Regions from separate parts of the Homo sapiens genome. Here regions 1, 2, 3, 4, 5 and 7 are each linked to region 6. The links are chromatin loops, found by intact Hi-C in ENCODE. Cell type or tissue: mammary epithelial cell. All regions are shown on one strand. Region 1 overlaps HACE1 (HECT domain and ankyrin repeat containing E3 ubiquitin protein ligase 1). Region 2 has its middle 1.1 Mb from the start of HACE1. Region 3 has its middle 860 kb from the start of HACE1. Region 4 has its middle 180 kb from the start of HACE1. Region 5 has its middle 1.5 Mb from the start of GRIK2. Region 6 holds the start of LOC105377918 (a long non-coding RNA gene). Region 7 has its middle 630 kb from the start of HACE1.

Region 1 (4,000 bases), 250 kb before region 6:
AGTATATAGCATGAGCTCATTATGTGTTTGTTGAATGGATGAGTAAATTTGTAATATGAATTAGTGACCATCACAGAAAAATAGGAAAAATAGGAAAAGAAAGTTATTTAAAGTTGAGGTTTTGGCATTAGGTTTTAACTTTTAACTAGTAGTATTTTTTTTTTGAGACTTTTTTTTTACGGTGGTGAAATACACATATAAATTTACCATTTATATTATTGAAAGTGTACAATTCAGTGGCATTTAAGTACATTCACAGTGTTGTGCAACCATCGGCCACTATCTATTTTCAGAGCTTTTTCATCACCCCAAGCAGAAATTCTGTACCCGTTAAGCAATATCTCCCATATCCCCTTTCCTCAGCCTTAGGTAACTACTAATCTACTTTACCTATCTATAAATTTGCCTATTCTAGATATTTTATAAAAGTGGATTCATATTCCATTGCACTGGATTTTCATAGTAATTGGTAACTTATTGCCCTTGCCATTTTTACTTTCACCTCAGAGGTAATTGTTTAAACTTAATTGTTTGCCATTAGAAAGACTTGGTTACCTTGTGGACTGAGGTGATTTTCTAATCATTGTTAACAGGCATCAAGTTCATTGACTAGGCCTGTCACTTAAGAGCAGTTGTACATTTACAGTTTTTAGTTATTCTCATAGTGTTCTACTCCTGAAGCAGCAAAAACTAGCAAATACTTACTGCACTGGCACATACAGATGAATGGGATAATGTCTGTCCTAGCGAACAGCCTATTGCCATACTGCCTAGGAAACTGTGTATATGTGCGTGTGTGTGTGTGTATGTGTATGTGTATATGATCCTCTGCTGTATTATTTCCAGAGTGTCTCTGATGATCTTCCAACTAATTTCAGTCAAAAGTACTCTAAAATTTTCTCTCTGCCATAGATTACTGTGACAAATATGTATGAATAAATGATTATCATCTATACTTCCAATTCTACTTACCACTTGTTATATTTTCCACAAAGAACATTTCTCTGGAAGTTTATACATAATGTAACCTTAGCTTTGCTGAAGTTGTATGTGAATTAGTTTATCTGCATCGAAGTAATCTTTCTTCTGCATATAGATTCTTAATAATATATTATTTTGTATTTATTTCAATAGGAACAACTTTTCAGCCTAATAGCAACTCTTATGTAAATCCTGATCACTTGAACTATTTTCGGTTTGCTGGGCAGATCTTGGGATTAGCGTTGAACCACAGGCAGCTGGTCAATATTTACTTCACACGATCCTTCTACAAGCACATTCTTGGTATGGCTCTATTATTATTTCTGCAGACATTTATTTATATTGTTTTTTTTTCAGTTTGAGGAAAACTAGATAAGCAGTAGTATTTTGGATGAGATAATTTTTATTTTGATTGGAGCCCATCTGTATATGTAAGCCATTCGGGGTTTGAAGGAGAAAAAAATGACCTACCTTTTTTTTTTCCAAACACCTCTAGTTAAGTTAGCCTTTTTTTTTTTTTTTCAATTTTTGTGTGTGTATTTTTATGCTAAGAATACATTTCAGTGTGAGTATACTTAAGATAATTGGCATTTTTGAAGTTTATAATAACTTCCTGAATAGTTATTTCAAAGAAAGATTACATTGTAACAATGTGAAAGAAACACAGAATTAATTTAACAGACTTTCAAATTCAGGAATCCATTTAAAATATGCTGTGTGTAGGATTGTATTATATTTTGCAGTTTTTCAGAATATCTGTAGAGGGCAGTATTTTACCATTAAATAGATAAGGGAAGGCAAAACCAGACTATAACTGCTGTATGTTTGCATTTTTTAGGTATTCCTGTAAATTACCAAGATGTGGCATCCATTGATCCAGAATATGCGAAAAATTTGCAATGGATTTTAGATAATGATATAAGTGATCTGGGTCTAGAACTAACTTTTTCTGTTGAGACTGATGTGTTTGGAGCAATGGAAGAGGTGCCTTTGAAACCTGGGGGTGGGAGTATTCTTGTGACACAAAATAATAAAGTGAGTATTTCAGTTTTTACCTTAACCATTGTTTGTAACTTGGCCCTGATAGTTTGCTAGTTACTCTAAATTCTTCTGGCACTTGTAGAAAAACTTTTACTATTACAGTATCATAGCAGATAAAACGTTTAAGTTAATAAAACAATCAAATGTTAAATTTTGAATTAGAAAGGATTATTTTGATAATTGTGCTAGCTGTGCTGAGTTGGTTCCTAAAAAATCGAGAGCACTTCAGCTGATAGTATAAATTGGGCATATGCATTTTGAGAAATTTGATTAGAAATATAAGCTTAAATGAAGATATTTGCAAAAATTGCTCTTTCATGTTTTTAAAGTGTAATATTAAAGAATTCTAATAGAGAAAAGAAATGCCAGTGTTTAAGCTTTCCACATACTTTTGGGATCCAGTAAGTTTGTTCGACCTTTTGATATTTTTTTGACTGTATAACTTGATTATTTATTTATTTATTTATTGAGACGAAGTCTCACTCTGTCACCCAGGCTGGAGCGCAGTGGTATGATCTCGGCTCACTGCAACCTCTGCCTCCTGGGTTCGAGCAATTCTCCTGCCTTGGCCTCCTCAGTAGCTGGGATTACAGGGGTGCGCCACCATGCCCAGATAATTTTTGTATTTTTAGTAGAGACGGGGTTTCACCATGTTGGCCAGGATGGTCTCAAACTCCTGACCTCAGGTGATCTGTCTGCCTCGGCCTCCCAAAGTGCTGGGATTACAGGTATGAGCCACCACTCTCGGCCTTATTTTTATTTATTATTACCTCTCCTCTATATGTATTATTTAAAAATCTTTGCATATGTTTTAAATTTCACTGTTCAAAGTCATAATATGACTTTAAGATTTAATATGGCTTGGTGTTTTAATATGTTATATGAGGTATTTGGAGTTAGAAAATATCATATGAATTCTAGTTCTGTTGCTTACAAGTAGCAGCTTCTGGTTGAACAATACTAAACTGCCCCCCTCCCTTTTTGTTTAGCTGAATTATAATTCCAAGACATCTTCAGAATCAATTTAACTATAAGAAACAATGTTCACTGAGCCATTTTTTAAACTATAGATTTAGTAAAATGTGGATTATTTTAAAAAGGGTTATGTTTAACAATTCTTCGAACTCAGTTTTCTGTAGAATTGGAATAATAATACCTCCCATACAGAATTGTTATTAGCATTTTGTAAAATGAAAAGCACAGCACAAAAGTTAGTTGTATTGGGTAGTTTTCTATAAAAATAGGTTCTTAGTTTCAGATATATAAAGGGAATTGGAAACTTATTAGCAAGCGACATAATTTTACCTTTTGAAACTTAAGATACTATAGTGTACAAAAAAAAGAGATTGAATTCTTGGAAATAAAGTCAGGAGTTGAGTTCTTACATATTCATACTTAGAAATTTTAAATTCTACCCTCTCATTTTACATGAAATGACACTAATCCTAAAGAGTTAATGGCAAAACTGGGGCCAAAACCCAAGCCTCCTAATTTCAAGTCTAATGTTCTTCATACTATATGCAAAATTAATTGTGTCGAGGAAGAACTTACTTGATTTTTAATGTAAGTCATGTTAAGCTCTAGAAGATTATAATAGTTAAACACTTAATTTTTAAACCTATATGATTTGCCAGTGAGTGAAAATATTTTTAGAATCTTTTTTTAGATTGTTCACCTTGTAGCATGTTTATTATTTTATTTTACACTGGAGGCCTACCCTCAATTAAGGGTAATGAAGTCATAGAATCTTTATTAAGCAATGATTGCCTTTGATAAGAGAACCATAAACATGATTCTTATCTGTGAATACTATATCTGGTGAGGTTTGTCACTCCTTTCAGATATATATGACAAAGTGGAAAGATCTAGTAACAATTGTATTCCAGTGCTTTGGGAGACTAAGGCAGGGGGATTGCTTGAGGCCAGGAGTTCGAGACAAGCCTGGGCAACATAGTGAGACCTCATCTCTATAAAAAAT
Region 2 (4,000 bases), 730 kb after region 6:
AACAAGTAGAAAATTAAGCCATTTTAACGACATTTTAAAGGACTTTTTATTGCACGAAAAATAGCTACTTTGAAAAACTATGGATAAAATATTAGAGATTTATTTTCCTTCTGTCTCTGCTACTGACTTGCTGTGTGATTTTAAACACATTTGATTTCACCTCTATGTGCCTTAGTTTCCTTACTTGTTAAGTAATGGGAGTCTGGGAGTGGGGTGACTACATGGTCTCTGATGTTTTCTTCTACCATAAACATTCTGAGTCTAATGCACCTATTTTTACATCAGATTTCACTCTGCAGAAAAATAAAATGAAGAGTTAGGTTGAGGAGAGATTATAATAAAGTGCATATCTAGAAAAGATAATTCAGTTTTTTAAACCACAAATAGTTACTCTTTTGAACAAAGGTTGCTGTATACTATGGCATGTGGTACATCACCCCTTTACTTCAACATTTCTCCTTGAGAACTATACTAAAAGCCTTCACATCCCATGTCAGCATTCCCTCTCTATCCAAATGTCTTTATTTTCTCATTTTATATTGCCTAAATTATTTGCATTGCATAGCCATTGTTCTTTAGGGACCTACATTCAAAAGGCTGCTCTGTGCTGAATCACATTGAATTTCACCCTAGACATTTATTAATGCCTAAAAATATCAGTTTTCACATAGAAAAATTCTTTATTTAAGGACTCTTTGTGCTGACAGGCTAAGTCCCATTAAGCAATATTGTATTTTTGCTGTGAAAGATGCATAGAAATATGAGAATAATTTTCATTATTCACATATGCTGTGGCTGAATTTATAAATACTTGAAGTAAAATATACTTTTTATATTCTAATTTATTGACATCTTGTGAATTTTCAATAGATAGATAGTTCATGCTCTGGCTATTTTATTCTCCTCTAGAAATCCATAAGCAAACATGTTATTCATGAGCCTACATCTGACTATAGACTATAGATGAAAGGTTTTACCTTGTCCCCCAGTGCTGTGTACAGAGACTGAATGATATCCCTAAACTTAGTTTCTTTAAAATGCTACAAGCTAAACTAGAACTGGTAACAAGAGTATTGTAGCAGAATTATCTGTTCATTTTTTAAAATAAAGGTGGGTGTGTGAGGCTTCTGTCACATCTCTATATTTACAGTGAAAAGTCAGTTGTAGGCAGTTTGTGTTGAAAATGACAGCATTTCTATCAAGCTCTACATCAGCTGCTGCTAGCCGTAGTCAGAATTATCATCCTTCACTGGGCTGTCTTGCTTTATGATATCAATTAGCAAACAATCTGTTTTGTTGGCACATGGTACAATTAGGATGCAAAACAGAGTTACTGGGAAGCAAAACATTTTTCAGGGAAAAGGCTGTTTTGCCTATCCATGAGGAGGGGGAAATGGTATCATTTTTCTGTCTTTCAGTCTTTCTTTAATTTGACAATGATGTTAGTTTATTGACGCAAATACACGTAATAATATTATTAGTTTGGCTGTTTTTATCTTTTCCAATAATGTTAATATTTAATTTTTAAGTAATTTACAGCTTTTTTTTTTAGTTTTCACTTGTTCTAAAACTTATTTATGTTAGAACCCCTGCTTACACTCTAGAAAACATTACAAAAAAAACCAAAAACCAAAAAACAAAAAACACACACACATTCCACAAAAAGCAGAAGAGAAGGTACACTAGAGGGCACTAGTAAGCTATACTTTTTACTATTATTTTTTTTCACTTACCAATGTAATTTGCATATCTTTAGGGATGCTTTTACCACTTAATCTGATCTACTTGAGACTACTCATTTTTCTTTGTTTCTCCTTGTTTTTTTTTTTTTTTAGAAAAAAAATAAAAAAATAAAAAAGCCGAGGAAGCTCCTTTGCTATTTTTCATTGACTAGGAAAGTTCCAGACGTTTAGGTTCATTATTTTGATAAGCTTTATCCCACATGGATTGTCTGAGTGGCCTTTATACCTTTATTGAAATCCCCTGATTTGGTCCTATGACATTTCTGATGCTTTTTTGAACGAGCATCTCTACAGCTGCAAGTGATTGCTGCTTAAGCCCAGTTGTAAGGGTTTTGAGATGTACACAAATCACTTCTGGGTGTTTTCTTAAGCCACATTTAAACCCTAGTCTCCAGAGGTGAAAGGCAAGATATTAAATAATCTGCCACCTGGCTCATTCTAACATGATTGGTAGAGAAGACTAATTCATTTTCTGAAAAATAAACAAGAATAATTTTTTCTTAAAAGGTCAAATGAAATTAATGCTTCATGCTCAAATCTTTGGCATTTCAATTAGCTTTTAAAAGTCAGAAACAATATAGGGATCTCTAAAATGTGCCTAAAGAGAACATACATTGTATTTGTTAAACAAAATAAACCAAACTTAATGACTTTCTCAAAATACGTTGCTCTTGTCTTCTTATTTAACAAGTTTTTTTTTTAATTCTAAGTTCTAAGATAGTAGGAATAAGTTTCAGTCCCCAAATCTCTGTTGTTACTGGGTACTAACTTTCATTCTTTCAATTGCACATTCTTTTGAAATATTATTTATTAAAATCACGAGTAAAAAGGTGAAAGAGTTAATTCACAAATACACCTAATATAAAGAATGTAGAAAATTCATAGTAATTGCAATTATAATATTAATTAAAATGCTTACAGTAATATTTAGTAAAATACAATTAAACCTTGATAATAGTCCAAGTCCAATCTATTGAAAGCTAATGTTTTACAGTAAAATATCTTCTGGGATTCCTGCTCTCAAAGACTCAGCTACAAAAATACAAATATTTCTAGCATATATCTTATGTAACATGTGTTTTTTTTTCTAATACCCATATGTTATTTCTGTCAGCATGTAACGTATAGGAGCCACCTTAAAATAGGACTAAAGAAATCCATTCTCATATCATCATCCTAAAATGCTATATTCTGAAATATTGATCACCTAAATTCTACCTTAACCTCCTCCCCGCTACACACAACACCAACAATTACCATTGCCATCTTGTCTGTTGTTGAAGTTATTTTTAAGATTTGATTGGGAGAATTTTCCCAGGTTGTGGATAGGATGGGGGAAAACCTGCAGAAGACAGGGCTCAGGTCAGTGGGATGGCATTATTTTTCTCCTTTGCTATGCCAGTAGTCATCTGCCAGTCTGTTAGTCTGTTGTCTTTATGGACACCAGGTTAAAAAAGCATTAAAAACATGGCACCTCATATATTAGATCAGATAAGATCAAAATGAATTTGGTCAAGTTCATGCTGGCAGGCAAGTGGTGGAGTCAGACCAGGACTGAAAACCAAATTTGTTGTGGCTTCAAGTCCACGGCTCTTTCTGCTTCACAAACCTGTTACGAAGGGGAAGTCAAAATCTCCACCCAGATGTATACTCATGATATGGTTAGTCTTTGCGTCCCCACCCAAATCTCATCTTGAATTGTAATCTCCAAAATCCCTATAATCCCCACATATCAAGGGAGAGACTAGGTGGGGGTAATTGATTCACAGGGGCTGTTTCACCCATGCTGTTCTCTTGATAGTAAGTGAGTTCTCACGAGATCTGATGGTTGTATAAGGAGCTCTTCCCCCTTCACTCTCTCCCACCTTGCTTCCCCTTTGCCTTCTGCCATGATTCTAAGTTTCCTGTGGCCTCCCCAGCCATGGTGAGTTATGAGTCAATTAAACCTCTTTCCTTTATAAATTACCCAGTCTTGGGCAGTTCTTTATAGCAGTGTGAAAATGGACTAATACAACCTACAAGTGTTTATTAATTTTCTCTATGTAAGTTTTGAATAATTATTGTAATGATTTAAGATTATTAAAGAAAGTCAATTTTCAGTGACTGAGATGACTAAAATTATTCTTTTTCCAGCTTTATTGAGGCATAATTGAAACATAAAATTGTATATATTCAAAGTGTACAACATGATTTCAAATATGTATACCTTGTAAAATTACGATGATCAAGCTAATTAACATTACCCATTACCTCCCATA
Region 3 (4,000 bases), 520 kb after region 6:
GTGGGTGGGTACATGGGTATTCACAAAGTTATTCCTATTATCTTTTGTATATTTTATAAGTTTTTAGTAGAGCAAGGAACAAGTTTCCATACTGAAAAAAGCTGAGAGATTACTCGTTTTTTAATGAGTTGAAAAAAGATTTGCATTTAAGGAGGAAAATGAATGATAGATGAAAAAACTAGGCAATGGGGAAACTGAAGTAATTAAGAACCCCAGGAAGAACAAAACATCAGACAAGACAGGAAATGTAATTCTAATACTTATCATGGCTCATCTCTGAGTTATGTTAAAATAGTAATAATAATTTAAACACTGAATGCTGGTTTAATCAAAATTATACTTTGAAAGATGGATGGAGGAGAAGTGAGTGAGAACAGAAACATAGGAGAAGTACATCTCCATCTTCCATAATAGAAAGTCAATAGAAAATATAGGAAATGGAAACAAATCTTGATGTAGCAGAATAAACATGTTGCTTTAGAATTATGGGGTAAATACTTGAATCCTGTACCTAGCTCACTAGCTAAGAGATGAAAACCTTTGCTGTTATGAAGTAGGGTGAGGAGCGAGGAAGAGGAGGCTGCTGTTTTTTATTAAAGCCTTATAGAATCATTAGATAGTTTAAATAACATACATATAGCTGAAAAAAGCCCTAAAATTTTAATAGAATTAACCTTGCATATTTTGCTTAAATGAAACAGAAAATATCTCATTTCTCAACTCTTTACTATTGTATAAATATTCTAGGGTGCATTTAAATAATACTTCAGATATGCTGTATATGCCTTCTGGATATCTACCTTGTGAATAATTTACAGTGCTGTTCCCTGGATCAAGAAACAGAATAATTTTATAGAATAAATGTAGGCTGAGAACCAGTGGAATGTTTGATTCTATCCTCTCTGATTCTGCATTATATCATGCTGCCTCAATTCAAGCAGAACACTAAAGCTACAGTGGCAATTTTCAGGAAAATGTATCCACTTAGTACATTTACTGCCAGCTTTGCCAAAGACTGATTAAAATGACTGTAGAGTCTTTCTGCTAGTGATGGCTTCTGATTACAGGAACTTGCCACCAGCTGTACCCAAGAGCATGAGACCCAGTGGCCATCTCAGCAGGAGCCCTGACCCCACTGATGAGTGTTCCACTACAATCTCAGCACCTCTTCTTTTCCTACCTCAGCATCTAGAAGTTGGCAGAATGGGATGCGATATCCAACTGTTAATATACACTACAGTGAAGCATTTACTGAAAATGATTTGGTATCCTAGGGTCTAGGACTCCACTTTCACATCATATTTGAAGAAAAGAAAGAAAATTATTTTGTATTTTAACAATTGTGTGCCACATTTTACAATATTTAATTTTAGTTGAGAAACACCAGATGCCTGAAAACTACAAAGGAAATGTGGGAAATTAAGCAAACAGGTCAACAAATCACTCACCTTTAAGAATTGACCAGTTTCTACAAGGTAAGCAGGTAGAGTCCCAATAGGCGGGTAACCATTCAGGGTTTCTGAGAGTAACATAGCACCCAACCTCAGAATCCTTCTCCCCTCTTCCCAAAGAAGAAAAGAAACATAGAAATATAGGCCACCTGGTGGTGGCGTGATAAAGAGAGAGAGAGAGAAAGACTCTAGAATAGTAGCTGCCAGAAGGAACCAGGTAATGGCTTAATTTCAGAAATCGAATGATGATTTTTCAAAAGAAGTAATGAATCATTACATTATTTATGTCAATATCATGTCTTTGTACCACATATGCATATTCATGAAGGGGACCATACCAACCTATAGTTTGTTAAAATATAAACTAAGCCATACAAATAGGCAGCAGACTACTTTCCCTCCACCTTTTTGAAGGAATAGTTATTAAAGGATTAATGCAATATAATTTAGCATATCTCAGCATTATTTTAAATACATAGAAGGTCTAAACTTCATGATATTCTCCTAGGGAACTGAATAGTTGAATATTGAAGTAAGATAAGACAAGACTATATTCAATCAAGTTTCTAAGAATGATCATCTGAACTCCACATGATTTTGTTTACTGTAATGTATATGCCCCTTTGGTAAGCAGTAGCCTAGAGGAACTATCACTTATTTGGTTAAGTACCAGAAGTACCTGTCAAAATTTCCATTACAATAAATTGTACTAAAAGCTAATATTTAACATATGATTTTCCAACTTAAGAACACTACTTTTGCTTAAAACAGTGTATATAAATTTAAACACACTGCTTAAAAATACAGCCATGCATCACATAACAATTTTTATATATATATATATATATATATATATTTATTATACTTTAAGTTCTAGGGTACATGTGCACAATGTGCAGGTTTGTTACATATGTATACATGTGCCATGTTGGTGTGCTGCACCCATTAACTCATCATTTACATTAGGTATATCTCCCAATGCTATCCCTCCCCCCTCCCCCCACCCCACAATAGGCCCAGGTGTGTGATGTTCCCCTTCCTGTGTCCAAGTGTTCTCATTGTTCAATTCCCACCTATGAGTGAGAACATGCGGTGTTTGGTTTTTTGTCCTTGTGATAGTTTGCTGAGAATGATGGTTTCCAGCTTCATCCATGTCCCTACAAAGGACATGAACTCATCCTTTTTTATGGCTGCATAGTATTCCATGGTGTATATGTGCCACATTTTCTTAAGCCAGTCTATCATTGTTGGACATTTGTATTGGTTCCAAGTCTTTGCTATTGTGAGTAGTGCTGCAATAGACATACGTGTGCATGTCTTTATAGCAGCATGATTTATAATCCTTTGGGTATATACCCAGTAATGGAATGGCTGGGTGAAATGGTATTGCTAGTTCTAGATCCCTGAGGAATCGCCACACTGTCTTCCACATGGTTGAACTAGTTTACGGTCCCACCAACAGTGTAAAAGTGTTCCTATTTCTCTACATCCTCTCCAGCACCTGTTGTTTCCTGACTTTTTAATGATCGCCATTCTAACTGGTGTGAGATGATATCTCATTGTGGTTTTGATTTGCATTTCTCTGATGGCCAGTGATGATGAGCATTTTTTCATGTGTCTTTTGGCTGCATAAATGTCTTCTTTTGAGAAGTGTCTGTTCATATCCTTCACCCACTTGTTGATGGGGTTGTTTGCTTTTTTCTTGTAAATTTGTTTGAGTTCTTTGTAGATTCTGGATGTACAGAATCTTTGTACATCCTCCCTTTGTCAGATGAGTAGATTGCAAAAATTTTCTCCCATTTCTGTAGGTTGCCTGTTCACTCTGATGGTAGTTTCTTTTGCTGTGCAGAAGCTCTTTAGTTTAATTAGATCCCATTTGTCAATTTTGGCTTTTGTTGCCATTCCTTTTGGTGTTTTAGACATGAAGTCCCTGCCCATGCCTATGTCCTGAATGGTATTGCCTAGGTTTTCTTCTAGGGTTTTTATGGTTTTAGGTCTAAAATTTAAGTCTTTAATCCATCTCGAATTAATTTTTGTATGAGGTGTCAGGAAGGGATCCAGTTTCAGCTTTTTACATATGGCTAGCCAGTTTTCCCAGCACCATTTGTTAAATAGGGAATCCTTTCCCCATTTCTTGTTTTTGTCAGGTTTGTCAAAGATCAGATGGTTGTAGATGTGTGGTATTATTTCTGAGGGCTCTGTTCTGTTCCATTTGTCTATATCTCTGTTTTGGTACCAGTACCATGCTGTTTTGGTTACTGTAGCCTTGTAGTATAGTTTGAAGTCAGGTAGCGTGATGCCTCCAGCTTTGTTCTTTTGGCTTAGGATTGACTTGGCAATGTGGGCTCTTTTTTGGTTCCATCTGAACTTTAAAGTAGTTTTTTCCAATTCTGTGAAGAAAGTCATTGGTAGCTTGATGGGGATGGCATTGAATCTATAAATTACCTTGGGCAGTATGGCCATTTTCATGATATTGATTCTTCCTATCCATGAGCTTGGAATGTTCTTCCACTAACAAGACTAATAAAGAAGAAAAGAGAGAAGAATCA
Region 4 (4,000 bases), 160 kb before region 6:
CTTCTGATGGGAAGTGACACATGGACTTCCTCTCTCATGTCCTTGTCTAAAGCATTTCACTTGGCCCTGCCCAACTTCACAGGAGCAGGCATGGTACTGCCATATCCCCAGAAGGGAGGGAACAAGCAATGTCACACTACTTGGCACACTACTATGTAGATCCAAAATAAAGCTATGTTGAGCTTAAAATAAATACATGTTAGCTTTAAAAAATTGCAATACATAATAGTTACAATTTAAAGAGTTCCCTAGACCCATTCCTAAGGACCAGAAAAGACATGACTACTCCAGAGATTGTTCTAATTCAGTAACCTACATTAACGACTTCCTTGTAGCAGAATTGAGAGGTGACATGTTTTCCTTCTCTAAAAAGGCACTATTTATAATGACTTGTTTGTTAGCTGGATTTTAAAGAAGAGATAGAGGTAGATTTAAAAGTAACCAGCACAGATGTGTTGAAAAAATAATTGAAAGGACAGTAAAATTTTCCTAGTTCATCTGGGCTTCTCCCCAAGGGTTCCCATTTATATAATCCATATAAGACTGAAAACTGAAATTTAGTGTTTTAATTCAAATGAGATAGATCGCTAGGTACCTTCTAGATTGTTTTTGTAAAACAGGAAGGTGTAAATTAACTCTCAGGTGTCAATTTGAACGAGCCCACGAGGCAAATGACAGGAAGATTGGTTAGAGAAATTTCTCCAGCAGAGAGGACTACGTTGGTTGGGGCTTGGAGGCAAGAGAAACCTTAGCTGTCCTAAATAAAAATTCTGTGCAGTGATTGCAATTAATAGCCCATCACATGAAAATAGAATGAAATCACCTGGAACTCTGTCCTGTAGTTGAGTTCAGAATTTGTGATTTTTAATTTTGGCATTTTAATTTTGTGCTGCTTTCAATATAAGCTAAGCATAGCAATCCCACAAAGGCATAATATAACTACTGGAGCTCTTAGCTTCTGCCTTGCAGTGCCCGGCAGTGCTCTTGCATGCTCTGTGAAAGATGCAATCACACAATCGAAGTAATATTTTTCCTGAGGTTCCCTGGGGCAGACTGGTTCTGCAATTTTCCAGTAATTGTTTTAGAAGGACAGCCCTGGATTTGGTTTTTCTATTAGATCTTTCCCCCTGGATTCTTCACACTGTGAAGAATCTTCTCTGTTGCCGGCCTCACTTAAGTACCCGAGATTGGGGTGGAATGGCGTGTACCATTAATTACCCAGTGGGATTTGGTGCCTCTCTGAATGGACTCCCTACTCCACAAATCCCTACTATCTGTGCAGGCTGGAACATAAGTATCTTTCCGAAGTACGTGATAAGGCATCCGGATTCTGTGGCATGAGGAGTGAGTTGCCCTTTAAGATTAATATACTTCTTTTGAGTTCACAACCCCAGAAATAACTAAGGTTTGTGCTTATAGATCTTTTTTTCCCTTTTATTTATCAGCCTTCATAGCAAACCTGTGAAGTTGATAAGCCACACACCATTGCTACGATTATTATTTTTTCCTTCTATTTCATAGGTAAGAAAATAAATGGAGGCTCTGGGTGTTTGGCCAAGCCAAAAAGCTACAAAATGCTAGAATCTGGCTTTTCAGACTCCAAGTCCTGTGCTCTTTTTTTATACAATGCTTGTTAGTGTTCTGGCCATGAGGTTTAATAAATAACATGGGAACAATAATAATAATCCAGTGTCCCCTCCCTTCATTGTCCCCAGAGTTACCAGTGGTTACAGACCCGGACTTCCTGTGAGGCGCCGCTGGTGGTCTGGCGCCCTCTGCTGGTGAAGTTGCCTGGCTTTCTCGTTGCTTGGTTTCCTCAGGATTTTATCTCCATCTTCCTGGCGCAACATCTTTCAGCAGAATGTGCCATTCTTATACGAAGGTAAGAAGCCATTCTGCTGGGCACCTTATTTGAAGAAACACTCAAAGAGAATCAAAGAAAGCAGGACTTGGCATTTCTTCAACAGTATACCCCTGTGTGTGAATGCTCCCCTTTTCCTGCCATCCGCCGAGGGGGCACTTTCAAGTACTCAGTTCCCAATGTGGCCCTGGCCCCCCTCAGCTCTGGCACTCTTTAAATTCCTTTGTCAAGAGAGTGAATATTCTTCTCCAGAACACACCAGGGGAGGCAGCCAAGAGGAAGAGAAGTCTGGGAGCCCTGGAAGAAGTTAGGCAGAAGCGCCTCATCCTCAGGGAGCCAAGATGGAGACGACCCATGACTCGACCCTAAAAAGGCGGGTCAGCTTCTGCAGAGTGGTAGGGAGCACGGGCTCCTGGTGGAAAGAGGCAGGTCTTCATGGACTGGGACCAAGTCCAACAGATCAGCTGAGACGACAAGGCAGGCAAGTAGAAATTGAGTGGAAGTGCTTAAGCTAGAGACAGATGAGTGACTCAACTGGTTAAGATTTGGTTAGTAAAAGGCTAGGGTTCTCAGGTGCTCACTTGAAATTTTTGTTTCATAGTCTTCTGTGGGAAAATAGAAAATAAATTGTGTGGCGGCCCTGCTGCTGTCAAAAGCAGTTGTCAATTTGCATCAGTTGTCAGTTTGCATAGTTTCTAATACACCGTCTAGAAGTTGTTATTAATAATTAGGATTTTCACTCTGATGAGTCACGGAGCAATTTATATAAATTAAAACACACAACATTATCTGGAAAAAGCATCAGAAGAAAGATGGCAAATTACCTATATCAGTGGTTCTTAAAGTGTGGTCCCTGGACCACCATCATAATCATCATCTGGGAACACATTAGAAATGCAAATTCTCAGGCCCCATCCCAGACCCATTGAATCAGAAACTCTGGAGGTGGGCCCGGCAATCTACAGTTTAACAAGCCCTCCAGGTGATTCTGATGCACACTCAAATGTGAGCAGCACTGCCTTAGATTATAGTATAAATGATGAATACTAGATCATTTTCACTAAGGAAGGCCTATAAATGTGATGGTTGGAGGGAAAGGAGGCAGGAATATGAGGCAACAATTTGAAAGACACATGTCTGCTATGTACTGAATAGTAAAGATTGCTTGAAGTTTGACTGTGAGATAAATTGAGCTAATAACAATACCATACAGCTTAAAGTTAAATTGCCATGATCACAAAAGGACAAGGTAGAGAGCCTGAAAGAAATGATGATAACTGGGATTGTTCAGGTCCATTCTGTGATTGTTCTAGGGCATTGCTGTGAGGCTGCCCTGTGTTCTGACACTGTGACCTTCTTTGATAGAAATGCAGGAAAATTATATCTTCTTGAAAAGGTCAAGACCAAAACGATTTCATAGAAAGTAATTTTCTTAGAGGGAAAAAGGAATTGACAATGTCATGTGAAAATTTTATTGAAAAATGTTTATTCAATTTAGGTAATAGTAAATGATAAAGCATCAGAAATGTCTTCTTTAATCTTTTATTAAAAGTGTGATTCATAAGACTTCAATGAAAAAAGATACAAAAGGGCCATAAGCATCATTCTCGTCTTCACCATCCAGTTATTTCTTTCTTGAAAAAACAGCATTTCTTTAACATAGTGTGAGATAATAAAGGGCTTCTGGAGAATTTAGTCCTTATGGCTGAGATTCCTGAAATTGCCAAATAAGTCACTGACTGTCATTTTGTGTGAAGGAGATGAAGAAAAACCTGTTCTCAATTACTGAGCAGCTGGTATGTTTTAATTGTTTGCTTTTTATAAGCAGTAAGATAAAAGGAGTATTCCTTAAGTATCCTTATATGTTATTAATGCAGTGCTTCTCACATGCATTGTGCATCATGATCCCCAGTGAACTTGTTAAAAATGCAGATTGGTTGCCTTTTGAGGTTTTGATTTAGTAGGGATATGATTTTTAACAAGCATCCAAATGATTTTGGTGTAGGTGGTTTGAGGACCACACTTTTAAAAACCCTGCCCAGAGCCTACCCGTAATTTATGTGGTCATTATTTGAGCGTATCTGAAAGTGACTGACAATTTATAAAAAGCCAGTTTAGTGTAGATAAAGACTTAACAGT
Region 5 (4,000 bases), 1.7 Mb after region 6:
TATATATATATATATTTTATAAAGAAGTTGGCACACCATAGAAAATTTCCAAATGCATTCAATGTGGATATAATTTTCAAAACATTCTATTTATTTATCTGTGTTCTGCTTAAACTGTTTCCTATCTATTTTTTTGCTGGTCTCCTGATTGTTATTGCCAACACACAAATATAAACAGGAGTTTTAATTCTTGCTGGTTCTTCTGTGTGTTTCTTTTTCTCAGCCTATTATCCTAATCCTTTCTTTGTAACTTTATTATTATTATTTTCAAAAGCCAGTTGTGATGGGAGACGTAGCATTTTCGATTCAGGTGGGGAAAAGATTAACTGGAATACAAAGAAAGCTTTCATGTGGATAATCTGAGAGAGAGGGAGTACGGGAAGAGAAAACAAAGATAGGTCATCTAAATGTGATTGTGACAGTCATGTTTAACGTTATCCTGATTACCACAGTGCATTTCAACCAGAGCAAAGATTTTTATTTGTTCAACACATTTATGATAAATAGCTTTGAGAAAGTTTGTTTATTTAAGCTAGTCCCTAAAAGTTTTGTTTCATTTAAATATACTAGAGAAATGAAGGAGAATTAAATTTGGGAAAAATTACATAGGTCTATTATTAAAGCATATTTGAGCATAAACTGAGTTTGAATTAAATAAATAAGAGCTTTATATTCAATATGGAAAGAAACTCCAGAGAATTTCCTTAGGTTTTAGGATGTCAAGCAACAGTGAACTCTGATTGAAGAAAACTGACTAGATAAAAATATTTTTAAATGAGCATCTTTATAACTTTATGAGTAAATAGGTATTATTCTCATTGTATCAGTGTGCTCTGCATTAATAGCAGGTGACTTGAAGTGATGAGATAAAATTGCAAAAAGTATTATAGTAAGTTATAAATATAATAGAAGAGGTGTACAAAGAGGTTTAAATGAATGTGGATCACTAATACAGAGAAGGGACATTGTTGCCCTCTTCCTTAGAATGAGGTTATGACAACAGCAGCAGCAACAATGATAATCAAAATAAAAATACTAATTAATATTTATGAATCACATTCTATGTATCAGAAATATTCCTGTTTTATTTGTGTTGATTCTGTTTTGAAACCTCACAATAATCTATGAAGTATTATTATCTTTAACCCATTTTAAAGATGAAAAAACACAGGCTAGTGATGTTACCTAACTTACTTAAGATCTTGACAGCTGGGATATATTGGAGCTGACTTTGAGCCTAGGAAGTTTGGGGCAAAGTCTCACTCTAACAAAATACATAAGTTTTTATACCTTAGTTTCACAAGTCCTTTATGAGGTCTCTTTGCCTTTGTATTGGACAGAATTTACTTCCTTAATGTTTTCACATGAGTAAATCCTCCTTTCTCTTCCTCATATTCATAATATTTGCATAATTCGACATACATCTCTAGTGGCTTTTTTTTTTTTTTTAGACGGAGTCTCGCTCTGTCATCCAGGCTGGAGTGCAGTGGAGCGATTTCGCTCACTGCAAGCTCCGCCTCCCGGGTTCACGCCATTCTCCTGCCTCAGCCTCCCGAGTAGCTGGGACTACAGACGCCCGCCACCACGCCCGGCTAATTTTTTGTATTTTTAGTAGAGACGGGGTTTCACCGTGTTAGCCAGGATGGTCTGGAGCTCTTGACCTCGTTATCCGCCCGCCTAGGCCTCCCTCTAGTGGCTTTAATGTATTGTGTCTTAGTGCCTTTCAATGCAAGCTCGTGTATAGTCTACTAAGTCCATTCTGCTACTTCAGACTCCTATCTCAATACTTTCCTCTAAACTCATGACCCTCTAATTATTCTGGATGACTCCATGTTCCAAAAAATAGACACATATGACGATCCATCACTCAAAACATTGATTTACAATATTCTTTCAATCTGTCATGTTTATTTCACTTTTCTGTTTATCAAATAAAACCCACTATTTAACTTAGCACAATTGTCTATCTCCTGTATTATTTTTTAATTACATTTGCTCGATTTAGTAGTTCCATTTCCTGTTCTAACTTACCGCCTTACCTTTATCCTTATTATAGTACTTTTTTCTGTTTTGTTAATCATAATTTCATGTTTGTTTAAGTTCAAAAGGAATAAAATATTTTTGGAGTCTTTAACTTTAAAGCCATGGAACAAAGATTAAAAAAAAACAACTATCAGACCCTAAATTGTACCCTAAGTTGGGGTCTCTTCAGAAACCCTCACTCACTGCCTAGGAATGTGGGAAATGGACGACAAGAATATATTGTCCTCCCGTTCCACCCAACTCACAGTATTTTCTCAGAAATGTGCTAGAATGGCCTAGTTCTACCTATTACGGTGACAAAAGATAAATGAAAATTTTCCAAAGCCAGATGGAATTGTGCTCTGATAGGGTAACTCTAGAGCTGACACTGGTATCTCAGGGTTACTAGTCTGAATTAAGTCAGAAATGCCACGAAATTTAGGGGCTGGGGAAGCTGCATCATGATGTTGCAAAAATATATCCTCTCACTTTATATATTTAGTGCTTTTTTAATGAGAGTGCACCAGGACTTTGTAGAACTTAAATAAAAATTGCAAAATGTATGTTAACAATAAAATATATGAAAAGGTCAAAATATACTTAAAAAGAAAATAGAAAATTGATACCATTGAATATAAAAACTGGACATATAACTTTGTTCAGGAAACAAATAGATCAGAGGAAGTAAATAGAAAATACAGAAAATGACTCATGGATACATAAAGGCATAAACAATGATTCAGGTCACATTTCTAGTTATAGTCAGTGCTTACACAACACGTGCTTTTACAAAAAGGCCTTCATTCCTATGCAATTGACATATTACAGAACAATTTGAGTATAATGCAAATTTCCTGATTGCTTATGTGCTATTTCTTTCCAGAGAAGCATTAAATGAATGCAGCAAACTGCACCACACAGAACAGTCTCATAGAAATACAGAAAACATATTCACGCATTTCAATTTTTAGATACCTTAGTTCATGTGTGCTATGAGCCACACCCATCCACATTAAATATTAGAACTTTCCATATGATTCCAGAGACACCCCTCCCATCACTTCACAATAACACATAAGCTGCAATCATTCCTACACTCACCTCCAGAAAATTCAACTCTTTTCTAAGTAATGTATCGTATCAATTGTAGAATTCATGTTTGTGAACCATTTAACATGGATAAAACTATGCCACTGTGTTTCATTGTGTTCCTACATTTTTGTTTTCTCTGTGTCGCTAATTAGGTTTTTTAGTATATTTCTTTCAACCCCATTTTTCTAATAAGACCCATGACTTTTATTGGGCCATTTTTGCATAGCATAATGATTTTTAGAAATGCATACGTTGCATTATAGCAGAACTGACTGACATGGTTCAGGAAATTGGTCATTGTTTCCAAAAAGTTAGATGTCTAAATAATGCTGTAGGTACGGCTATTTGAGGGGAATAAGCATAATTAAAGTATTAAATAAAAAAAAAACATGAAAAGTAAAAAAAATAGACAAAATAAAACAAAAACAATCAGATGATATGACAATACTTGTTAACTCTGAGGTAGGAAAACAAAACTAACAAAAAGCAGACACACATGTGAATACACGTATACACACACACACAAACACAAATTACTTCCTAAGAACGACACAAAACTCAGAAAGTGTAAAAGTAAAGACTGACAAAATTAACAACCTAAAAATTAAATTCTTACATATGGCACACTGCTCCATAACTTAAATTATAATACAAGAGATAAGCTGAAATGAATTAATTATAATAAATGATTAATGTGATGTAAAATCATTCAATTTTAAGTCGAGCAAAGGTTGAAATGGTTATATCCCCAAAATGAATATAAATAGTTAATAAACACATGATAAAGTGTTTATATTAATAGAAGACAGAAATGGAAATCTCTGTACATTAGTAATCAGGCCCAAAACAAATTAAGCAATACAATGTTTTTTTAAACCATCAAATG
Region 6 (4,000 bases):
CCGCTTAACAGTGTCAGAGCTGACACTGATGTGGCCCAACCTCGCCCCCTATCGGATGTGGAAATTGAATTTCCTCTGGAGTGTTCTTGCCCAAGGTTGTACCATCTCTCCTATAACACAGCCTCAGTTATTTGAGAACCACAATGAGGCTCAGAACTCCGACTTTTGTGTTCACTAAGTATCTTCTCTCTCTGCGACGTGCCAGAACTGATGAGTGAGGGTTGGAGCTATGCTCTTCCTGTAAACTCTCCAAACTTTATTTGCCTAACTTCTGATGAAATGTTTGTATTTGAACCCTGCTGTGAAGATAGATATATACTTTAAAAGCCTATTGAAAAACACTGTGGAAAATCAAAATGTCCTGTGGAGAGAAGACACTTCTACTTCCATGAGAAAAGGAGGAAGCGTTGTGCAGAGCGGGTAGTGAGGGGTCTGTGGTTTTATCGACATCCTGACACGGATTGAGGGAAGTGCCAACATAGCTCTCCTAACTTCCCCCGGGAGGGCCCATCAATCGAAATGAGCTCTTGTGCATGTGATTCAGATGTCACTGAGTTTTCTGGTCTCATTCTTTTCTTGGAAGGAAGGAGGGCTCCAAAACTGGGGATAGGTTATCCGTGCTCTGAGTCTGAGAAGGGGATTTGGGGGAGGCTTAAGGTAGAAACAAAAGATCTCAGTTTTGCCATCCAAATCAACCCATGGCCAGATCAGATTTAGGGTAAGAAATCTATTTTTGTGCTTTGGACATTTCCCTCATCTAATTGTGTGTGTGTGTGTGTGAGAGAGAGAGAGAGAAAGAAAGAAAGAGAGAGAGAAAGAGAGAGAGTGTGTAAGCAAGCGCACCTTGGAAAAATTTGAATATTGCCAAGTACAGGGGGAAAGATTTTTTTCTTTTTAAACTTAGGTCAGATAACTAGGACACCAGAGTGCCCTGAAGGGTGGGGCTGGGGGGAGTAGCAGGCCTTCCTTAGTATCCTTGCACGGGAAGGGGTCTTGGGCATGTCTGGCTCTTTGGATGGTGCATTTTCACATTGTATTCATTTCCACAGGTTTGAGCTGTGCCTTTTTCGGCTTCAATCAGCAGAAATAGATTTTTTTTTCTTTTTTCTGGTGAATAGTTGACAATGTAGGGGAAGTCAAGTTTTATAGGCTTTACTCTGTATCTCCACACGTGCCTGTTTTTCCCATACAGGATACTTCAACTTATGAATAGGCTATGTTCCAGAAGTTTATTTTGGATCAGGTTTCTGAACCTGAACAGCATGTTAATGGGCTTCCAGGGGCTACTGAAGTTCCCGAGAGTGCGAGCAAAATTTTGCATGTTGTGTGCACAGTGCGTATTTTCTGGTGAGGAAATCCACAGCTGGTATTGAGTTCTGAAAGGAGGCTTTGATTCCCTGGTGTTAGAAACACTGGTAATCAGCTGTTTGGAGCTTTTAATGCATGATTCAGAAATGGACTCTGCCCCAAGAAGCTGAAAGCCTAGCGAGGGAGATAAGACACAAACATAAATAGCTCTAAAGGTTTGACAAAGTGTTCTGGACGTTTTGAGACAAAGGGATGACTTTGGGCATCAGGCAGCAAAACGGCTGCTTTTTTCAGAGAGAATCAGGTGTATGCATAAGACCGTATGAAGGGCGTGACTTTAAAGAAAAGGGGCCCATTCATACGTGAGACATTTACAAATTCGTTATTTGTAAACCTTTGCCTTGATTTGAAGATAGCCAAATGGTGTCTATGGCCACAAACACATTCTTTGCCAAATATAAACAACTTCAAAATAAAAAGCGATGCTGATTTTACTGTTTTCTCCTTTAGACCACATCAGTCTCATTTAAGAATACGTTAAAAGCAGACGTTGGATTTCACTTTTTGGCACTGTAACTGGACGTGCTATCATAAAGTCATATCTAGGCAATGAATGGAATGTTTTTCCTTTTTTTCAGTCACAGCACGCCTGGAAATTGGAAACAAAAGCAGAATGTCCCTGAGGTCCCCTTCTATTTATTCCTCCTGAGGTCCCCTTCTGTTTATTCCTCCTGTAGTCTAGCTTGAAGTGACATTCTCTGACCACTAGATGGCACTCCTGCATAGGCGAGCCGAGCCCGGACTTACCCGGTTTACTAAGGGCGGGGCTGCAGTCCCCCATGACTCCTGAAAGTGATGGCTGAGCCTGATAAATGAACTCACGGAGGCAGAAACTCAAATAGAGTTGTGTAAAAGAGACTTTCATGAAATCAAATCGATGATATTTGCGATGACAAAATGCAGGAACTGCTTGTCTGCTTTTCACATTTACATTTTTAAAAATTTGAGATGCTTCCGGCATGACTGTCGCTGGGCCCTAGGTACGATAGATAAATTAATATACACAAAAATGAATTCTCGCCTTCCTTCAAAACTGGCTGTTCTTTTACATTTCCGTTTTTCTTAGCGGGACCGCCTGTTTTCCAGGTTCCAGAGCTGAGTGTTTTCTGTGCTACATCTTTGATTTTTCTCTCTTCCTCTCCCCTATTGTACCATCACGTCCTGTAGTTTGTTTCTTTAAGGTATCCTCTGGGTCCCCTGTTTCCTCTTCCATTCCAGTGTCATAAAACCTCTGCAGTATTTAAAAGTATATAATACAATTATTTAAACGATCATAAAACCTCTGTGGCATTTAAAAGTACATAATACAATTATTTAAATGGTAAATAAAATTATTTAATAAAATTACTTAAATAGTAATTACATCAAGGTTAATTCAGTAGCCTTTTAGATGAACTTTAAAAATCATTTTCAGTAAGGAAAACTGTCACAGCCTCTAAAATATAGTTTATTCAATCATTTACTCATTGATTAATTTCATCTACTCCTTTAACAAATTTCATGAGCTCCTCTTCAGATACTGTTTTAGAGGCTGTGTCAGACTAGGAAGGATTCCTTAAAGATAATGGAAGTGGGTTACTACCCTCAAGGAGTTCCTGTGCCACTTCTGTACTCAAGAATATATGAGTCTGTAGGACCTCTGGGGAAGGGAGGAGTGACTTGTCATGTCGTGAGCTGCCTTGAATGGAGTGAAATTTTCCATTGTTGATCTGTCTATACTTGCTGTTTTGTGGCTAGCAAACTGATTTGCTGTAACCTTGTCTGCTTCTCCAACATCATAGGTAAACAATAAATATATGTGGAATGAATAAGTAAATAAAAAGACATGACTGCAAATTATTCCGTAATTTTCATCACGATAATCCCAAATAGTTTAATAATATGGAAACCTTGCAAAACATTAGTCTTTAAATATTTGTCGAAATTTCCTTAGATAGCTCTGATTATTTCCAAGAAAAAAAATTGAGAATAAAACAATAAACATCTATGTATGCTGCTTTTTCAAATTATAACATTTTGTCATATTTGCTTCAGTTATTAAATAATTTAGTTTGTATTTTGATCGGATTCTATGTGCATGGAAAGAACAAAATTGTTAAAAACATATAATTGGTATAATAAACAATACCACCTGAATCCCCCTTGTCATAATTTCTTGCTCGTCAGAGGCAACCCATTTCAAATATGTTGCTATTTGCTTATTGGACTTATAATGCTATTTACTGATTTTTTTAGTTTTGATTCTCTACTATGGAATATGAGGATATAGGTGTTTTCATCCCTCTACTACTATCTATAAAATACTTGGAACCTCCCAAATTATTAACTATTTGAAATTCACATTTAAGTGGGTGCCCTGTATTTTTATTTGCTAAATCTTATAACCATAATCCCTAACCATACACATGAATACTTCCTGCTGAAACCTTTAAATTTAGTTACATTTCACTTTCAGCTTAATCACTCTTTGATCGTCTATGTTCTGAGGATCATGCAAATGCTAATCATTGTTGAGCCAGGTAACATATAAAATATCACTCATTTTGCTTCCTATTTTTTGTTTTTGTTTTCTTGGATTGAAAATTGCTTGGTTTTAGGTTTGCTCAATTTTCTTTGTATTTACCTAATTTAC
Region 7 (4,000 bases), 290 kb after region 6:
GGGACAGTTTCAAAAAACTTGGGGAAATTATTTTTGTATAACATCAAACTAAAAGCAAAGCAAAGCAAAAAAATGCAATAGAGCAAGACTGAAAGACACTACATTAAAATATTAGTAGAGGGATCAGAGGTGACTTTTTTCTGTGTCAAAATATTAGTGGTGAAATTAGAGTGATTTTTTTTCACCTTATGCCTTTTTGTATTGACATATTTTCTATAATAGTTAAGGAATTATTTTGAAAATATAAAAAATATAAAATATTTATTTGACGGAAGCCTGCATTCAACTTAGTGTTGTTATACAAATTGGATCTTAAAGTCTTTCAAACTTTAATTACTAAGGGCCTAAGGCTCTGATGAAAAGCAAGACATCACCTCTGGAGAGATGGATCACATGCTTTTCTGAGGCTCTACAAATATGATCTTTATTTATTGTTCTAAACCTGATAATACAAAGTAAAAGTTTCTTTAGTGCTGCACTATTGCTGTACATTTTGTTTCTAGCTAAAGTAGTTTATGTTAGAGTGAATGCAATTTTAAGATACATTCACTAAAATAATACTAAAAAAACTTTGTAGTCATGTTTCTGACAAAGAACTTAATTCACAAATTATTTAAGGATCATGGACACAATATTTAACCAACTATAATATGTTATATCCTTATATAAAATAAGAATAGAATAGTTCAGTATGTATAAAAAGAGATTTCACCAAGAAACACTGTAACTAGACAAAACTAGCATGAAATTATGGTTCATAACTTCATGTTTCTTTCTTTACTTCTCCTAGAGACAGTGAAGTATGAGCCCACTTTAACTAGAGTCAGAGGATTTATAATAAAAAGGCCTCTTTTGGGGAGACACCCTGGGGTACCTAAGGCCACCAGATAACTTTTTGAGCAAATGTATCCATAGATGTCTCTTTGTGTTGTCCTCTTTTTCTTTTGCAAATTTTCCTGAGGTGAGCAGAGTCATTCAACATAAAATTCTTCCAACCTTCAAGAAGAAAGTCTTTCTTGAGCTGTGTCTCCTCAGCTCCAGTGCCTTCCCCTTGCGTACTGATGCTGTGCAGGGCAATCCTGCCTTTAAAATGCAGGAAACTTGTTTGTGCTATATTTTTTATCCTTTGATCCTTACCAGACAGTTGTTTCACAGTTTGAGTCTCAAAGCTGTGGCTTAAATGATGGCCAAATTCAAGAGTACACAATCTATAGCTTGATACTGAGTATATAATATCTGGTCTTTCCAACTCAGGCACAAGTCTTACCCTTTGCCTTAAAATCATGGCTAGCAGTTTGAAATTTAGTGTTCTTTTTTTTTCCCATTTTGTTAGTCATTTTTAAGGAATGAACATCTAGTGAGACTGAGTTTTCAGCAATATATCAGAACTTTTGTATCCTAGCAAGTATTAATTCCTTCAACAGTTCCCTTGGGAAAATATATTGTTTTGCCAACAAAGATGCTGTTGCTTAGTGCTCTTCAGAGGCAATTTTCTAGTTACACATGAAAAAATTTATTATTACTTTGATAGAAAATGTCCTCTTTTCTCCCCACTATTCTGTCTTATCTACCTCTTTCTTTTTCTGAATTTTCCCCTTCACTCCTTTTCATTTAGTTAATTAATTGGCTGGTGCATTAATTCATTCAATCATTCATTCAACAAATAGTTATTAAGTGCCGTTCCTGCTGAGCCCAACTTAATTTTGGGCTTTCTTTTGCCTTTCTGTTTTTTTCTTTCTTTATTATTATTTTTTTTTTTTGGAGGCAACATAATTGTGCAGCCAGACATATACTAGAAGCTGGAAGTAGCCTTTCCTAGGGTACACTTGGAAATTGATTAAAATCCGATATGCTTGATGTTAGACTTCTTGAAATGTCCTTATTAGGAGGGAGTTTATTTGAAGAAACATTGCAAATTAATATGAATAAAAATCTAGGACTACTTGTAAAATATCCCAAATAATTCAGTATAACTTTAGCATGTATATATGGTCCTTCACAGTCTAGCTTCAATCTCCCCCTCACTCGGTGTCAGCTAGTCCCTGCCCATATTGGATACTTTAATTAGCATCATATAGAACAGTTGTTCTCAATCCTGAACAAGGGGCCATTTTGCCTTCTACCCCATGAGATACTTAGTAAACATGTGGAGACATTTTTGATAGTCATAACTCTGTGTGTGTGTGTGTGTGTGTGTGTGTGTGTGTGTGTGTGTCTGTGTCTGTGTATGTATATGTATTACTGGCACCTAGTGGGCAGTGGCCAGAGGTGCTGCTAAACATCCTACAATGCACGAGACAGCCCACAAAACAGTGTTATCCAGCCCCAGGTGCCAATAGTGATGAGATGGAGAAAGACTGCTGTGAGCCTGTCACAGGTCATGCCTAGGCACCAGCTCTTTCTTTGGTTCATAAACCTCTAATCTTAAAAGTCATCTCAGAGGACACTTTCTCTTTAAAATGTTTTCTCAACTTGATTTGCCCTCCTAATATGCTTAAAGAGTGTTTTCTTATTGCTTCAGTTTTTTCTTATGCATTAAGTTATGTAACTGAATTCTCTACATTTCTGTCCCTTGCACTAGGCTGTAAATTGCTCAAGGACATGGAAAGTATGTCTTGTTAACCTTTGTTACTCAAATGCTTACTGCATGGCAGGTGCTTAATATATGTTTATACAAAGAATGAAAAGAAATAGGTGACTAATATCCAAAATGCCAGCCATGAGTTGCTGTCAAAGGTCAATCGTCTTTCCTTCAGTAAACAATAGCTCCTGATACTCCTCTGCTAACATCTGAAGCATCAATAGATTTTTGAAAAGAGAAAAATTGAAAGCAGAGTTCCAAGAGAACCTGCATATCTGTTAGTTCTAACTTGTAGCACCTTGCTACTTTGGCATTTTAGAAATTCTAACAGGTCAAACATGTGCTGATGTTGAGGAGAAAACAAATATTTTGTCGTATTATGCTCAGATGTTTTCTAGCAAAACAGCACTTAACCACAACAAGCCAGAGTGCCAAGCTGTGAGACTGTGACACCATTAGAGATGCTAAAGGGGTAGGCCTCCTGCACCTTGTCAGAGCCAAAGGCAGAAGGCCTACCTCTTGCAAGAGCTAAGGGACACGTGTTAACTGCAGTGATTCCCATCACAGGCAGCACTTCCAGATGGGGACTTTCTAATCTGGCTACCGAGGCTACGCTAAAAATTTACCTGGGTATTAGTCAGGGTTCTGCAGAGAAACAGAATGAATAAGAGATACGTAGGAAGACAGGTAGGTAGGTAGATAGATTTATTATGAGGAATGGCTCATATGATTATGGGGGCTGAGGAGTTCTACAATCTGTCATCTGTAAGCTGGAGATCTAGGACAGTTAGTGGTGAAATTCCAGTCTAAGTCCAAAGGCCTGAGAATTAGGGGAGTCTATGGTATAAGCCCCAGTCTAAGGGCAGGAGAAGACTAACTTCCCATCTCAAGAAGGCAGGCAAGAAGGAAAAAAAAGACCAAAATCCTCCACCTTTTGTTCTCTTCTCACTGAATTGGACAATGCACTACCACACTGGAAAGGACAGTCTACTTCACTGAGTCCACTGACTCAAATGCTGATTTCATCCAGAAACACCCTCACAGACACACTCAGAAATAATGTTTAACCAGACATCTGGTCATACCCTGGTCCAGTCAAGTTGACACATAAAATTAACCTAAATGACATGCGTTTCAGAAATAAGTTGGTATGGGGTTAGTAGGGTAAGAGAGATTCTGAGAGAGTTTATATAGAGTTCGTGCTTCAGAGGAGGGTCACGTATCTGCCTGGCTCCTTATGGAATAAGACACCAGCAGGTATTCTTTTCTTGACACATGAAAGCTGCTTGAAATACAGCATTACTCTTCATTTTGTATCTTTTGGGTATGTTTTGAAAGTTCTGTGTGAGAATTTTTTTTAATATTTACTTTTGGAAGGAAACCTGAAGAAGCCTTATGGGACCAGGAAGCAGTAATTAC

Evidence for each region. Hi-C counts contacts between places; a loop is a spot of excess contacts. Peaks named below come from ENCODE experiments on the same cell type or tissue, not always from the same donor. Only the 100,000 strongest peaks of a DNase experiment are listed, where the experiment ranks them.
Region 1: it touches region 6 in a loop (12-fold over the local background); 37 of 110 quality-filtered maps call a loop at or near these places.
Region 2: a loop joins it to region 6, with 18 times the contacts of the local background. A loop is called at or near these places in 3 of 110 quality-filtered maps.
Region 3: it touches region 6 in a loop (19-fold over the local background); 7 of 110 quality-filtered maps call a loop at or near these places.
Region 4: a loop joins it to region 6, with 1.8 times the contacts of the local background. A loop is called at or near these places in 6 of 110 quality-filtered maps.
Region 5: a loop joins it to region 6, with 32 times the contacts of the local background. A loop is called at or near these places in 4 of 110 quality-filtered maps.
Region 7: a loop joins it to region 6, with 4 times the contacts of the local background. A loop is called at or near these places in 4 of 110 quality-filtered maps.

Annotation. Positions count from the first base shown.
Region 1 is chr6:104,769,209-104,773,208 of GRCh38, reverse strand. It overlaps HACE1 (HECT domain and ankyrin repeat containing E3 ubiquitin protein ligase 1), which reads left to right. Exons shown (of 24, transcript NM_020771.4): 18 at 1,135-1,284; 19 at 1,820-2,016. Among named protein-coding and RNA genes, the nearest start is that of HACE1, 89 kb to the left of the region's middle. In mammary epithelial cell, a CTCF peak has its summit at 1,760 (motif pointing right); no DNase peak of the experiment used is centred here.
Region 2 is chr6:103,795,626-103,799,625 of GRCh38, reverse strand. No RefSeq gene overlaps it. Among named protein-coding and RNA genes, the nearest start is that of HACE1, 1.1 Mb to the left of the region's middle. RefSeq lists an enhancer at 1,541-2,042. In mammary epithelial cell, a CTCF peak has its summit at 1,656 (motif pointing right); no DNase peak of the experiment used is centred here.
Region 3 is chr6:104,001,904-104,005,903 of GRCh38, reverse strand. No RefSeq gene overlaps it. Among named protein-coding and RNA genes, the nearest start is that of HACE1, 860 kb to the left of the region's middle. In mammary epithelial cell, a CTCF peak has its summit at 1,605 (motif pointing right); no DNase peak of the experiment used is centred here.
Region 4 is chr6:104,681,010-104,685,009 of GRCh38, reverse strand. No RefSeq gene overlaps it. Among named protein-coding and RNA genes, the nearest start is that of HACE1, 180 kb to the left of the region's middle. RefSeq lists an enhancer at 1,642-1,936. In mammary epithelial cell, a CTCF peak has its summit at 1,775 (motif pointing left); no DNase peak of the experiment used is centred here.
Region 5 is chr6:102,847,772-102,851,771 of GRCh38, reverse strand. No RefSeq gene overlaps it. Among named protein-coding and RNA genes, the nearest start is that of GRIK2, 1.5 Mb to the right of the region's middle. In mammary epithelial cell, a CTCF peak has its summit at 1,702 (motif pointing left); no DNase peak of the experiment used is centred here; H3K4me3 peaks cover 196 bases.
Region 6 is chr6:104,523,992-104,527,991 of GRCh38, reverse strand. It overlaps LOC105377918 (a long non-coding RNA gene), which reads left to right and starts at 520. Exons shown (of 5, transcript XR_001744272.2): 1 at 520-718. In mammary epithelial cell, CTCF peaks have their summits at 50 and 2,088 (motif pointing right); a DNase peak (open chromatin) is centred at 2,111; H3K4me3 peaks cover 240 bases.
Region 7 is chr6:104,230,466-104,234,465 of GRCh38, reverse strand. No RefSeq gene overlaps it. Among named protein-coding and RNA genes, the nearest start is that of HACE1, 630 kb to the left of the region's middle. In mammary epithelial cell, a CTCF peak has its summit at 2,260 (motif pointing left); no DNase peak of the experiment used is centred here.